Regions from separate parts of the Homo sapiens genome. Here region 2 is linked to region 1. A link is an interaction called in ENCODE POLR2A ChIA-PET data of the cell type or tissue named here. Cell type or tissue: GM12878. All regions are shown on one strand.

What was found. ChIA-PET counts read pairs that join two places held together with the same protein. Peaks named below come from ENCODE experiments on the same cell type or tissue, not always from the same donor. Only the 100,000 strongest peaks of a DNase experiment are listed, where the experiment ranks them.
Region 2: POLR2A ChIA-PET joins it to region 1 with 13 read pairs; 1 of 35 experiments calls an interaction of 5 or more read pairs at or near these places.

The regions. Positions count from the first base shown.
Region 1 is chr1:213,048,195-213,056,194 of GRCh38, forward strand. RPS6KC1 (ribosomal protein S6 kinase C1) reads left to right here and starts at 3,047. Exons shown (of 15, transcript NM_012424.6): 1 at 3,047-3,315. The coding sequence starts at 3,211. RefSeq lists a silencer at 3,176-3,275. In GM12878, no CTCF peak of the experiment used is centred here; DNase peaks (open chromatin) are centred at 2,989 and 3,578; H3K4me3 peaks cover 1,721 bases; H3K27ac peaks cover 1,347 bases.
Region 2 is chr1:214,423,750-214,431,749 of GRCh38, forward strand. The region is part of intron 3 of PTPN14 (protein tyrosine phosphatase non-receptor type 14); the gene reads right to left. Among named protein-coding and RNA genes, the nearest start is that of PTPN14, 120 kb to the right of the region's middle. RefSeq lists an enhancer at 4,131-4,180. In GM12878, no CTCF peak of the experiment used is centred here; a DNase peak (open chromatin) is centred at 4,252; H3K27ac peaks cover 790 bases.

The DNA.
Region 1 (8,000 bases):
TTTATTTTATAGCCCAGGATATGGCCTGACTTGTTGAATGTTTTCTGTACACTTGAAACAAACATTTTCTGCTACTATTGAGTGGCGTGTTCTATAAATGTCTATCAGGTAGAGTTGGTTGATAGAGCTTTTCAGGTTTTCTGTATCCTTATTCATTTATTTGTTTACATGTTTTGTCAATTACCGAGAGAGGAGCGTTGAAATCTTTTTTGTTTTTTTTGAGACAGATTCTTGCTCTATTGCCCACGCTAGAGTGCAGTTGCATGATCTTGGCTCACTGCAACCTCCACCTCCCTGGTTCAAGTGATTCTTGTGCTTCAGCCTCCCAAGTGACTGGGGTTACAGGAATGTGCCACCACGCCGGCTAATTTTTGTATTTTTAGTAGAGATGAGGTTTTGCCATGTTGGCCAGGCTGGTCTTGAACTCCTGGCCTCAAGTGATCTACCCACTTCAGCCTTCTAAAGTGCTAGGATTACAGGCATGTGCCACCATGCCAGGCCTGAGTGTTGAAATTTTAACTATAATTGTGGATTTGTCTATTTCTTCTTTTAGTTCTAATCGTTTTTGCTTTTTACATTTTTAGTTTTGTTATTAGGTATATACACATTTAGAATTGCTCTGTCTTCTTTATGAATTGAATTCTTTAAGTTTTGTCCTTCTTTATTCCTGATCATATTTCTTTGTCTTAAGTATTTCTAGTAGTGTTTTCGTGGCACATGTTTTTCCACTTTTTAAATTTTTAATCAATAATATCTGGTAAATCAAAGAAACTCAGAGAACATGGAGAGGAAGTTGCTAAGGATGATATCAAATAGCTAACTAATGTAATTAAATGGAGAGTAAAACCAGTCATGGAGATAGAAATAGGTATATGAGGGGAAAAAATGTTGAGATTTTGATTTGTTCTGTTTCCAGTGTTAGATATATAATAAAGATGTAGGTAAAGTGAGTCAAGTCCTGGAAGAGAGATATGCTGGGAGATAGACATTTGCAAGTCAATGGGAATAAAGAACAAAGGATCAAAGGCAAAATCTTGAGAAACAAGAATACTAAAAGTTCTTGGAAGGAATAGAAACCAGCAAAGGAGACTGAAAAAAGAGCAAGTCATCTGAGTATAAAAGAGAAAAGAGAAATAATGCTGACTCATATGCTAAGAATATACAAAAGTTTTAAAAAGGTAGAAATGGTCAGAGACTTTCAAAATCCAGAAATATTGGGCAAATTGAGGTCACTGGAAACTGTTTTCAGAGCAGTTTCAGAGTAGCAATATAGAGGTGAAACCAGATTGAATTGGACATGGGAATAAATGGGTGATGATGCAATGTTGATGTAGATTACTTTAAAATCAACTTAAACAACTTTGACGGTGAGTGGAAGGAGAAAGAAAGGAAGAAAAGAAGGCAAAATGAATAATGCCCTTTACTCCCTTCTCTCCTGGCTAACTCCCATCTCTCTTCCAAGACTCAGTCTTCTATCAGAAAGCCTTAGGCGATCTTCCATCCTGAATTGATGTGCTCTTTAGTACTCCATATATACATTCACCATGGTACTTATCACAGTATATTTTGTGTCTTTATTTTTCCTACTAGATGGTACTTGAGAACAGGGACTATCTACCTTTTTTTTTTTTTTTTTTTTTTTGAGAGAAGTCTTGCTCTTGTCCCCCAGGCTGAAGTGCAATGGTGCGATCTTGGCTCACCGAAACCTCCACCTCCCGGGTTCAAACGACTCTTTTGCCTCAGCCTCCCAAGTAGCTGGGATTGCAGGCGCCTGCCACCACGCCTGGCTAATTTTTTGTATTTTTAGTAGAGACGGGGTTTCACCATGTTGGCCAGGCTGGTCTCGAACTCCTGACCTGAGGTAATCCGCCCGCCTCGGCCTCCCAAAGTGTTGGGATTACAGGCGTGAGCCACCGCGCCCGGTCGGAGAACAGGGACTATCTTTGTAACTCCAATGCCAAATTGGCATCATGTCTGGCACATAGTAGGTGGTGAATTCAGGTTTAATGAATGACTAATAGACTTAGATATATGTAGGTTGAAAAGAAGGAGCCAGTGGTGAGAAAGAGATTAAACATACAGAAAGGAGATTTGGAATGTCATTGAAACAGTGTCTTAAGGTTTGCCAAAGAGGATGGGATTCAGATCACATGTGGAGTCATTAGCTGTAAAAATGAGCAAGTGATATGTGTACGTTTCAGACTGGCATGGAAATGTGAGAAGACAAAGGAATTGGTACTAAGGGCCATAGCTGCTTCTTCCTCTTCTTTTTTCCCTGTAAAGAAGAGTGGTGGTGCGGAGAGTAGGGAGGCAAAAGGAAGAGGAACAGAGTCTTTAGGATAATGGCAAAGACTTGGCATGAATATTTTGTGGAATGAAAAGGAACCTTGATCACAAAAAGATAAAGGAACTGCCAAGCGTTGATAACAACCTCAGCTGAAATTGGAAACTGTAGTGAGTGACTCGGAGAGGTCGAGTGACATATTTCTTTCTTCTAGCCAGAGGCGGACTCCAGATTTTCGAACCTGTGGGGATTTTTAAAAGATTGATATTGGCTTGGGAGCTTTTTTGGGTTGGGGGCTTGCTGTGCAGATGTGTTACAGAAAGGCGCTCAATGGAAGGAAATTCGTCTTAGAAAGAAGTAAGGGATATGTCTCAGAGAATGAGATGTTGCTGTGGGTATTTAAAATGATAGGCTGTGAATAGGTAAGGAAAGAAGGTGCTAGGCTATGGTATCTCTCCATCCCTTCAACACTCCACTTAAGTTTGTACCACGGCGGGGCGGAGGCAGGGAGGACCACGCTCTCCCGGTGTGGCGTGGCTATACCAACTCTCATAAAATCTCATAAAAGGTGACGGAGCTAGCGTACAAGAGGTCGTCTTTAGTGGAGAGGCCTGAGGTCTCCGCAGTGACGGGGGTGGCAGCGCGACCCCTTAGTCTTCAACTACAGGCCAGTCCCAGGTGCCCCAAAGGGGCTAGAATCTAAGGAGGAGTCTCCCCTCCCCCTAGAAGCGGGAGATAGCCTGGCCCGGAAGCTTCTCTGCTGACCCGGAAGCAGAGCTGTGCAGCTGAGGCGCCGCCGTGGAGCCGCCTTGGAGCCACCGCCCCCTCGCCGCTTCGCCGCTGCGTTGGGGAACCTGGACCGCGGCGGCGCCGGGTTTCCCTCATGATCCCGGGCGGGTGGCGGCGGCGGCAGAGGCGGCGGGAGGATGACCTCTTACCGGGAGCGGAGTGCCGACCTGGCCCGTTTCTACACTGTCACCGAGCCCCAGCGACACCCGAGGGGCTACACAGTATATAAGGTCACCGCCCGGGTGAGTGCCGGTGTCGGGCTGGGGTAGAGCTTGGATTGGGACCTGAGGATCTGGGGTGGGGACCCTGATGTGAGGGTACCTGACTCTGGCTCAGAGCCGAGGGTGGGACTGGGTGCTGCTCCTACTGGCGGGACTTGGGTGTCGGAGGTTGGGATTTTTAGAGTAGTGGCTGAGTGTGATATGCCCAGGGCTTCACTGTAGTAGGTCGTGGTAGAGTCCTCTTTCTGGGGGTGGGGCAGTCAGTGGTTGATGGTTTTAAATTGATGACTCAGTTCCCATCCCGTTTGGACTTTCTCTTCTGAGTTCGCAATTTGCAGAAGTGGTTTTGCTTGCTCCAGGAAGATAATGCAGATTAAAAAGTGTTAATTTATGTATTGTTTGGCTTATGTAATATAAGTTGTTTTTTCTCTTGACCTTTATCAGGTTTGCTGTGAGAAAGACAGATTCTTGGGACAGATGTCAGTGTTAGGCCACCAACCTAGGAACTGTGGATCCGGGCTTTGTCAAACCTTTGAGTTTTTCATGTTTTTCAGTAGGAGACGTGAAAAAAATCTGCTGAGGGTGGCTTGTGTGAGCTACCATGAGGGCACATTTTAAAGTTGGGAGGCTCCTTTACATCAACTAACTGGTCCAATTTTTAGTACCCACTTTATGTTTCATTGCTTTTGCCTTGAGTTTTAAAGAGAGTCTGCATCTTCTAGGAAAGTAAGAATAAATCAAAATTAAATAAGTATATATGTATGTGACGTATGTGTGCATGAATATATGTGTATAGTAGGCATTTTATGCACATCACCCAATTTAATTCTCATTTTAATGAGGAAGAAATAGATTAAAGCAAGTTTAGTAACTTGCCCAACTTTACATTGCAAGGCAGTAGCAGATCTGTCTGGGATCTGAAACCAGTTTTGCCTAACTCCAAGTTATATAAAATGTTAATAATTAACTTTATCAATTTTTAAAGAAGAGAGGTACAGATTAAGTAACAGTAGTTCAATATACATTTGGAGGATGTAAAGCAGGCCTTCAGAATAATTTTTTTTTTTTTGAGACGGAGTTTCGCTCTTGTTGCCCAGGCTGGAGTGCAATGGCATGATCTCTGCTCACCGCAACCTCTGCCTCCTGAGTTCAAGCGATTCTCCTACCTCAGCCTCCCGAGTAGCTGGGATTACAGGCATGTGCTACCATGCCCTGATAATTTTTTGTATTTTTAGTAGAGATGGGGTTTCTGCATGTTGCTCAGGCTCATTTCGAAGTCCTGACCTCAGTTGATCCGCCTGCCTCGGCCTCCCAAAGTGCTGGGATTACAGGCATGAGCCACCACACCCAGCCTGAGAAGAATCTTAAAGGTTAAATAGATCAGTTTGGGGCATGGGAGTGGCACGTGATGTATGGAAATGGTGCACAATTCAGATAAATGTGAGAAGGAGGGATAGATGAACATGTCTGTATAAAGATAATGAGAAGACCTGACCTGCTATTGCCGATTGCTGTTCGGAGAATAGAGGGATGTTTGTTGCTCCCTGCTTGCACTTAAGGTTGTTACATGGGTGGAATGTTAGTTTCAGGTTGTGTAAGAAATTTTGTGAGAGTGAGGGGCCCTTATTATACCACTCTTGAAACCTTTCTAGTCATTGGGCCCTTTGAAAATCTAGGCTTAGTTTCCTAACACATAGTGTATGGAATCAGAACAGTTTTCAACATACGTAATGTTTCTCTCACAGCATCCTACTTATCCGTTAATTTAACAGGAAAGTTATATTGTATTAATTTAGTTGCATGTCTGTGTCTCTTAGTGGATTTAGAGCAGTTCTCTATCATTGGCATTTGTTTCTGCTTATATCAAATAATAGATAAAAGAACATGCATGTGCATGGCACACAGTGCCTGAAAAACATTGTTGAATGTTTTCCTCTTCATTGTACGGAGCACACCCAATAAATGTTTAGATCCAGGCACTAAATACTGAGGGACATAAGGCTGAATAAAGCAGGGATCTTTATTCCTTTCAAGGATACTCATAGTAGAAGAGAGTTTAGTATACTTAAGTGTGATATAACACAGGAAGTTCCAGCAGACACTACAGAAAAGGGCTGTGGGAAGACAGATTGCTTCTGGATCAAGAGATTGGGGAATATGTACCAATCAAGATAGTTGAAAGAGGGGAAGAATCCAGAAAAGGAGAGGGTATGAAAAGGTAGACAGTTGAAGGGGTAGAGTCCATAAAGACCTGGAGGTATGAATGTGTGTGGAACTGGAATTGGAAGCACTGAGTATAATTATTTGTATTGTTACTTTACAAAAGGAAAGGTTAACCAAATTCAGAATTTTTTTTTTTTTTTTCCAAGGCGTAGTCTCGCTCTCTTGCCCAGGCTGGAGTGCAGTGGCGCTATCTCAGCTTACAGTAACCTCGCCTCCTGGGTTCAAGTGATTCTCCTGTCTCAGCCACTCAAGTAGCTGGGATTACAGGCGCCCTCCACCATACCCGGCTAATTTGTCTATTTTTTGTAGAGACGAGGTTTCGCCTTGTTGTCCAGTCTGGTCTCGAACTCCTGACCTCAGGTGATCCACCCACCTCAGCCTCCCAAAGTGCTGGGATTACAGGCGTGAGCCACCGCATTGGCCAAATTCAGATCTTAAATATCTGAAGCTGTGACCTATTTACTGAGCTAAGTTTTGACAATATAAACTAGAAGATAAAGTAGCACATTGCCTTAGAACTAACCACATTTATATATATGCATGTTACATATTGCTCTGGTTATTTGAACTTGAAAATTGCACAGACTGCCTTTTTTCTTCCCGTAAATATTTATGTCTTCATTTATTGCTTATGTTACAGATTTTGTTTTTAAAATGTAAGGTCTGAGAGTCAACGTGGAGACATACTTTTAAAATAACTGTGCTTAGTATTATAAAATATTTCTTGAGAGTTAAGGAGAAAAACACCTTTTTTCAGGATAATTAACCAGGTAAATAGTGCTCTCCTGAGAGAACTTCATGAGATAAAAATTAAGAATGTCTTCTGTATATTTTCTACTACTGATTTACTTCTAGCTTCAAGGAACAATTTTCTATATTTTTGATCCTTGCAGGGTTATTTCTGTAGGAGTAGAGTTTTAATCATTGGAAGTACCAATGTTAAATTTTGGATAGCAAAAGAGCTTTTTCATCTTCTTAAATCTCCTTTGTGCTTTTTTGCAGTTCTCTGAAATCTGGCAAGGTTAGATGATTTTGAGGCCAGTTGCAAGCATACTAACAGATTCTGCAGTTAAACTCAGTGTTATTTCTTAATTTTTATGTAGAATAAGTACCTCTATTCAGAATTGGAAAATTCTTTCATAAGTTCCCTTTGATTCTTTAGTTGAAGGAGACACAAGTGTAAGAGAACCATCAGCAGTGTTTTCAGTTATTTCATCATGCTAAGTTTACAAAATTCTCATATTGTAGTATAGATTTCTCAGCAACAGTAGGTGAATGGCAGTTCTTGCCTGTATTCTTTCCATGAGTATAAAAGGTATGTTTTTATTCTCAAAAGACAGTGCTGTATTATAACTTATTTAATTTACATTGAGTCATAATTTATATACAGTAAAATTCACCCATTGTAAGTGTCCAATTTGATGAGTTTTGACAAATGTATACAGTTGTGTAACTACCCATGTTCATCACTGCACAAGTTCCCTCATGTTCCTTTGCAGTCAGTCACTCCCCCTCATTCCCTATCTCTAGGCAACCACTGGTTTGCTTTCTGTCACTATAGATTGGGTTGTATTTTCTAGAATTTTGTATACAAGGAATCATATAGTATGCACTTTTTTTTTTTGGTCTGGCTTCTTCCACTCAGTATGATTATTTGAGATTTATCCATGTTGTCATGTGTTTCATTCCCTTTTATTGCTGACTCATATTCCATTGTATGGTTATACTGCATTTTATCTGTATATACTGCATTTTATCTGATGGATATTTGGGTTGTTTCCAGTTTTTGGACATTATGAATACAGCTATTATGAACATTCATATACAAGTCTTTGTATGGACATATGGTTTTATTTCTCATGATACCACATGGCTTTGTTTATGTAGCTTTATACTAAGTTTTGAAATCAGGTAGTCTAAGTACTCTTTCTTTCTCAAAATTGTTCTGGCTATTCTAGATTGTTTGCATTTGTGTATAAAATTTAGAATCAGCTTGTCTGGTTTCTACAAAAATGCCTGTCCAGATTTTGATTGGGATTATATTGAGAATGTAGATGAATTTCAGAAGAATTGATATCTTAATAATATTGTCTCTGATCCATGAACATAATATATCTCCTCATTTATTTAGCTCTTCAGTATGAGCAGTGCTTTGTAATTCTCAGGATACAGTCTTGCACATGTTTATTTTTATTTATTGATCTTTTTCAGAGATGGGGGTTTCACTGCATCACCCAGGCTCGAGTGCAGTGACGCAATCATAGCTTACTGCAGGTTGAACTCTTGGGTTCAAGTGTTACTCCCTCCTCAGCCTATTGCCTGGGATTGTGGGCACAAGCTACCTCATTGGCTTTGCACCTATTTAAAGTAGTTTGGGTTTATTTTGAAACCAGGAGAATGTATAAATCCTAGTTTTATTATACGTAGCTAGTGTTTGTTGAGTAATAACAGCAAACACTTACATGGTGCTTACTGAGTCAAGC
Region 2 (8,000 bases), 1.4 Mb after region 1:
GTGGGTGGATCATTTGAGGTCAGGAGTTCAAGACCAGCTTGGCCAACATGGTGAAACCACGTCTCTACTAAAAATACAAAAATTAGCCAGGCATGGTGGCTCACGCCTGTAATTCCAGCTACTAGGGAGGCTAAGGCAGAAAAATCGCTTGAACCTGGGAGGCGGAGGTTGTAGTAAGCAGAGTTCGCGCCACTGCACTCCAGCCTGGGTGACAGAGTGAGACTCAGTTTCAAAACAAAACAGTAACAACAAAAAATCAGAGTACTGGCCGGGCACGGTGGCTCATGCCTGTAATCCCAGCACTTTGGGAGCCTGAGGCAAGTGGATCACAAGGTCAGGAGTTCAAGACCAGCCTGGCCAAGATGGTGAAACCCCATCTCTATGAAAAATACAAAAAGTAGCTGGGTGTGGTGGCGGGCGCCTGTAATCCCAGCTACTCAGGAGGCTGAGGCAGAGAATTGCCTGAACTTGGGAGGTGGAGGTTGCAGTGAGCCGAGATTGCACCACTGCACTCCAGCCTGGGCAACAGAGTGAGACTCTATTAAAAAAAAAAAAAATCAGAGTACCACACAAGTAACCCATATTAAAAGAACGTTTGAAAACACAGACATAACAAACAAACACAAAAGCTGGATGGAATGTTTATCAGAAATAGCAAAATAGGGGCTATCTGCTCAGAAGTCAGCAATATGAGAGATAATTCGGAGATCCTGCTGGATGACTTTAATTTCCATAGCATGGACCTGTGGTGAGACAATTGAGTGGGACACCCCACTTTCTTTCTTTTTTTTTTTTTTAGACAGAGTCTTGCTCTGTTGCCCAGGCTGGAGTGCAGTGATGCAATCTTGGCTCATTGCAACCTCCATCTCCCGGGTTCAAGTGATTCTCCTGCCTCAGCCTCCCGAGTAGCTGGGACTAAAGGTGTGTGCCACCACACCTGGCTAACTTTGTTTTATTATTTTTTATTTTTGGTATTTTTAGTACAGATGCAGTTTTGCCATGTTGGCAAGGCTGGTCTTGAACTCCTGACCTCAGACGATCTCCATGCCTTGGCCTTCCAAAGTGCTGGGATTGCAGGTGTGAGACACCGTGCCCGGCCCGCCCACCCTACATTCCATGTGGCCACTATGATCCATGTTCAGCCTCTCCCCAATCACAGCAATTTAATATTAAAGATTTTATGCATTTGTAATGATAACATGCCTATCCATCTCTGTTTTTTTTTTAGTAGAGGCAGAGGTTATGCCACGTTGGCCAGGCTGGTCTCGAATTCCTGGCCTCAAGTGATCCACCTGCCTCGGCCTCCCAAAGCGCTGGGATTACAGCCATGGGCCACCAGGTCCATCCAGCCCATCAATCTCTATTTAGCACCCTACTAGCCCAGAAGTACCTTGAAGGCGGGAACCACCTCTCTCTATTCTACAATTCACAGACTCAGTAGATGATCCTAGACTTGGTAGTTGCACAAAAAGCATTATGATCATTTACTGACTCAGAGACACCCAGTGGGTAAAAAAGAATGCTTTTCTGGAAGTTAGCCACCCAAATAGGTGGCATAAAACAACACTGGACTCAGCAGAAAGAAAAAAACAAAATCACCTACACTCTAGGTATTACATAATATAAAGCCTTTCCCCAGTCAACAAATTGGAATAACTCATTCCGCCCTCTGTGTTCCCATTGATTTTGTAACTCTAACATGGTACTGATCAAACAACTTAATTATGTGCATCTATTTTGCCTCCTTTGCTGTTTTATAAGACTGCCTTGTTCATGTCTGTATTTCCCCCAACAGACCGCCTTACTATGCATTCACATTAAAGCAGGATATTATTATGGCCACATATTTAAAAGACAGTCAATTACATACTGGCTGAAAGAAACTTTACGTTGTTCCTAGTGTACTATGAAAAAAATAATAAAAACACACCACATGTCTATCAAAAGCTTTGGAAGAACTGAATTCTCCACAATTGGAATTTTTATCAATTTCTCTAGATATTAAGAAATCAGAGCCTTCAAATAGTTATTAACAATGATAGCCCTTTGCATTTGCGCAGTTGTTTTCCAAGAATTGTCATGTATAATATTTCCTGTCATTTAATATTCGCAACAACCCTGCAAGATAGCCACTATCCCATTTATCCACGGGGAAACGGAGGCTCCCAGGGGGTAGGTGACTTGCCAAGTCTTCTGATTTTACAGTCAAGTGCTCTTTTATTACAACATTGTGCCTGTGTAGTAGGTTAGTCTATAGTTTCTACAATCTGGAGCATAAATCGCAAAAAAAAAAAAAAAAAAAAAAAAAAGGAAGGAAGAAGAGAAAAAAACTACAGAAGGCTATAAACAGATCACAACATGAATCCATTGACAACATAATGAATTTTTAATGTTAGAAATGAATAATTTTCTTTTGCAGAATCTTCAAAGCAGCTGAAGACATCAAATGTGGCAACAACTGCCAGAGATAAAATACCAAACCAGCAAACATCTCACTGCCCAAGAATCTAGTATCTTCCTATGCTGTGATTTCTGCCAAAATCATGCTTGATATTTTCAAGCATGGAAATGTCTCTCTACAATTCTTCCTTTCAAACCCTTCTTGAGGCTCTAGGATTAAAGGAGGAGATACTTCATTTGTTAAATGCAATTTAAAAATCATTTTGAACATCCTTTCTTCTTTTAGAGTTTTAGTTTTCTAATTGCCTTAGTTTCTACAAGACCATCTTTTATAACTCTTGACACATAGTAAACTTTAAGTTAGAAACTGTAACTTCCTAGAGAAAAAAAAAAATGATGGCCAAAGTGACAAGTAACTACACATAAATATAGGAAACCTTTTGTTTAGGACATGGGTAGAGGGATGGAGGATTGCCAAGCAGAGAACTATAATTCCCAAATCAGAGAAATTCTTCAATTCTTTCATTTCATGAAAGAAGGCTGCTACAAACACACTCCTCCTTTTCATCCTAGACTTAAGAACTTAAAACTCTCTCATTAGAAACCAGAATAGGAGCGCATTAAATGTCTCTTTAGGAACCAAAAATTCAGGGGCGTGAAGCCCAGGGAAGATGCCAGTGTGGGGCAGTCAGTGGCTGTACGGGGCACACCCTGCGGGCATCAGGCCATATTCAAAGGAGAGCACTCTCCAGAAGAGAAGTACTAAGTAGGTATTCAAATTCTCTCTTTAAAAACAAAAATAAAATAAAAAAATCTCAGCAGGCTTCTCCTAAAAAAAATTATGATTACAGGCCAGCGTGGTGGCTCACGCCTGTAATCCCAGCACTTTGTGGGGCCGAGGCGGGCGGATCACAAGGTCAGGAGATCGAGACCATCCTGGCCAACCTGGTAAAACCCCATCTCTACTAAAAATACAAAAATTAGCCAGGCATGGTGTGCATGCCTATAGTCCCAGCTGCTCGGGAGGCTAAGGCAGGAGAATCACTTGAACCAGGGAGTTGGAGTTTGCAGTGAGCCGAGATCGTGCCACTGCACTCCAGCTTGGCGACAGAGTGAGTCTCCATCTCAAAAAAAAAAAAAAAAAAAAAAAAATTATGATTGCAGAAAATATAAGGCCTCCTATAATTTGTTAATGTTCATGAAACCAGCATAAAATGTATTGAATAGAAATCATTATAAAAGCTGTCAGATTCTATTAAATTAGTATAATGATTTCTTATCCTTTTATAGTACTTTCATTTAAAAAGTAAACCAACTTAGTTTACTGGTAAAATATCAGAAGTATATACATACATATATTCCATTATTTATTCATTCATATTTGACAAAAGCTTAATGAGCACCTACTACATGCCAGGAGTTATTCTAGGCACTAGGGATATCACAGTGAACAAAACAAACCCATTCTCTGCTCTTGCTCATGGAGCTCACAGTCTAGTGGGGAAGACAAGCAAAAATCAAGTAAATAAACAATAGGTCCAATGAGAAAAAAGCAGGCAAGAGACACAGAGAGTAGCAAGGTAGGAGGTGGTCAAGAAAGGTTTCTCTAATAAAAGCGAACTCTGAGCAAAGATCTGAAAAAAAAATGAGGAGCTAGCCATGTGGATATTTGGGGGATGGAGGTTTTCACTTCAAACAAAGGGAATGGCAAGTAGAAAGGCTTTCAGGAGAGCTAGTGTCGTGCATTCATGAATGTTCAAGAGGTCAATGTAGCAAAGAGTGAGCAAGAGGATGAATCGTTGGGCTGACAGAAAAGGCAGGAAGTGGTACAAACCACAAAAGGCCTCGCAGGGCACGGTAAGGGTTCTGACGACAGTAAGATGGGAAACCAGTGGAAGGTACTGAGCAAAGGAGCTGCATAAACAGGCACCCATTTTACAAGATGGTACTGGCTGCTTTGTAGACACTGGACTGGGAGGGGCAAGGGTGGAAGCGGAAATGCCAGTCAGAAAAAATGACAGCAGACTGGATTAGAGAGGTTACAGTGGACGCAGAAGGAAGTAGTCAGAATCCAGACATATTCTGAAGGCTGGATGTGGTGTATGGGAGAAAGAATTCAAGGATGACTGCAAGATTTTTGGCCTGAGCAACTAAACTAAACCTTTCAGATAAAGACTTCTCACTTTTTGAAAACTGACAGACAAAACAGATTTGGGGGAAACGGATTTGACTGTCTTCTAAAAATTATAACCACATAATCTTTCATTAAAACCTACATATTCAAAATAGTCATCAAACCACGTCAGTCAAACATTTTATCTAATCATTTTAAAAGAGGAAGTATCTTTGATATAGTAATGGATTCTCCCTTTTCCTTTTTATCATCTTCTTCCTCTTCCTTGTCCCTCAAATCCTCTGCCTATTTTTGTAAAAGAACTATCTTTATAGAACGAAGTCCACACATATTTCCCTCTGATTTCTATTATTTGACTTTTGAGTCCAGATTAAGAATGGCAAAGAGACCATGTAGTAAATGTGCAGTGAATAAGTGGACAGGTGGTAGGAATCAGGAAATGAAACACTGCTCTCACCCAGGGTTTGGCAAAATCTCTGGAAGGCCCAAATAAAGGGTATTTCCTTTCTTCCCACTTGAGCCCTATTATCAAACCACTACACTTTAAAAACATCATCATTTTTTGTAACTTTAAAAATGGTCTTTGCAGTATAACTTGATCAAAAGGCATGCACTAAAAAGATTGGGGAGAAAAAACAAGTTTGTGCAATTAATAATATAGTTACTAAGCCATGCATTTCTGCCATCTGAAGTTTCTTGTTTCTATGAAAACTCACCTAGAGCCACCACCGACTTTACATTAGTAAACTAAGTCCAGTACATTTTCCTCACAGAATGAAATCCCAAATATTGCCTCACTTTTTCATGTTAGCCCGTTCCGTATAATTTTCATGAATTCTTAAAGGCATGACCATGCTTATAGACAGGATGATTTCCTCATAAAAGTCATGATCACAGATTTAAGTCTAAAGAAGAATATGATCATAAGTATATGCAAATAAGAATAAACATAATGGACTCCTTTATAGTTTACCACCCAGAAATAGATATGTTCACATGACCATCTTCTATATGTTTATTATCTTCTCAGTGAAGGAGATCTGTAATAATATTACATGAAAACAAGCTATTATTTAGTATTTAAAATGCATTGTTTCACAATTGTTTGAGAGAATACAATTTGGTAGCTGATTTTGATGATTCAGATAGCTAGAGTACTACATGCTTTTATAATTCTTAATTTGAACTCTGTAAAAACATTGACAGTCATAAACTACTACAAATATTTGAAAAAAGGTGACTTTCAGGAGATCAAGGACTTCATCTGTTTTGTTCAGTGCTGTATTACCAGTAACCAGAAGTTTCCTTGTATATAACAGATGCTCAGTAAATATTTATTTTTTTATCCCCCAAATGGTCTTCAAGTAAACTTATTGAATGCATGCATGAACAATGAATGAAAAATCCTTGATATTTTGCCCAAAATGGGCTGTCCAAGCCAACTAGAATATTAATTATGTAAAATTGTGTTAAGTTACACTACTTACTTCATGCTAAGGATCAATATAGGGTATTTGACAAAATAATTTTAGGAAGTACTAAAGGTAGATACATTTTTTCAAAACAGGGTTTTATGAGAAGAAAGAAAAGGAATTTATTTTATAATGAACATACTGGGAATTCTAGATTAAGAAAATATTTTTCCTTAATGACCTCATCAGATTAAAATTCTAAAGAAGAAATTGCATGACTTAGTTTCAAGATACAGAAGGAGATTTCATCCTGTGAACGTGTGACCCAACAGTAATAGGGAAACCTTGAACTTTAAGAAATTCTTTAGCTGAAATATAAATCCAGGGCTAACTGTGCTACGATTATTTGCTTCCTACCACATTCTAGGTATCCTTGAGGACTTTGCATTGCAATTTTCCTCCCCTCTTACATAATTTCCTTGGCTCGGAATGTTCTCCCTTCACACTTTCCGCTCATCCATCAGTGAGCCCTTGATACTGATGGGAGCTACCGCTTTAGGTATTTGGGAGAGATAACAGGCTTATAGCCCCTGGTCCAGGCTGTTTTCCTGCCTAACAATGCTGACTCACCAAAATCCAATGTCTTCTTCAAAGCCCCAATTCCAGGGACATCTCTTGTCATGGTTAATTTTATGTGTCAATTTGGCTAGGCCACGATATCCATATATTTGGTCATTTTTCTAGATGCTTCTGTGAAGGTATTTTTTGATGAGATTAACACATTTAAATCAGTAGACTTTGAGTAAAGCAGAATGCTTGTCACAATATGAATGGGTCTCGTCCAATCAGTTGAAGGTCTTACAGAGAAAAGATGGACCACGCAGAAGGAAGAATTTGTGTTTGGACTTGAACTTCAATCTTCCCTGGGTCTCCAGCCTGCTGGCCTGCCCTGCAGATTTTGCATTTGTCAAGTCTCTCCATTTATGTGAGCCAATTCCTTAAAATAAGTTTCTCTCCCTATTTACATATACATCTCATTAGTTCTGTTTCTCTGGAGATCACTGAATAATGCCCGTCTCCAAAGCTCCTCCTTATCATTCCACCCATGAAAGGTACCTTCAGCTGGCATCCAACACATACTAATATGTTGCTCAAATATTTTTATGTGACCATCTAATCTACCCAAATAGATTGAAAACCCCATTCAGGACAGGACTGACATCTTGTGCCACTCTATATCTTGCAGAATACCTTATACTTTGAAAATAATTAATGTGTTGAATGAATGCCCAGAGGTGAGTCTGGAAGGCAAAGGAGGCTTCTAAGGCAAGAAGGAAAGAGGAAAAGGGAGATACTTCAAGTACTGCAAAGAGCAGAGGAAGAAGTGAGAAACCCAGGGTGTCCAGAGACATTGAACGGCACAGACAAGTAAAATAGGGCTATGTAAGGAAGCAGAAGACAAAAAGGAAGACAGAGGCTTGCCATGCTTCAAATGCCTCTGGATGTCTGTCTTTATCTTCTAAGCAATGGTAAGACATTATGTATTTTTGACAAAGGAAGGAAAATGATGAAAGCAATCCTTTAGAAGGATGCTTTAGAGTTGGTATGTACACCACATTATATAAATGGGTGGTACAGATACAAATTGGGAGGTCAAATAATAATGATGATAGTGTTAGGTACTACAAAGTGTGCTTTTCTGTTTATTAACCAGTATAATCTTCACAAGAGCTTCTGTTCATGGAGAAACTGAGTCTTAAGAAGGATAAATAACTCACCTGAACATACAAAGAGTGAATGGCAGAGCAGAATTCAAATCCAAGTCTGTCTGACTGTAAAGCCTGTGCTCTTTACCATTTCGTTATATTTAAGGCTGGAGGTAAGAAGACATAAATTGGGGGCACAGCGGACTAGAATGGATTTAACTGGAAAGGTACGGCACATAGTGGTAAATGTGTGGATTCTGGAGCTACACTGTGTAGGCTTGGATCACAGCTCTGTCATGTACTCAAACTGTGCGGGCAAGTTACTCAACCTCTCTGTGCCTTAGTTTC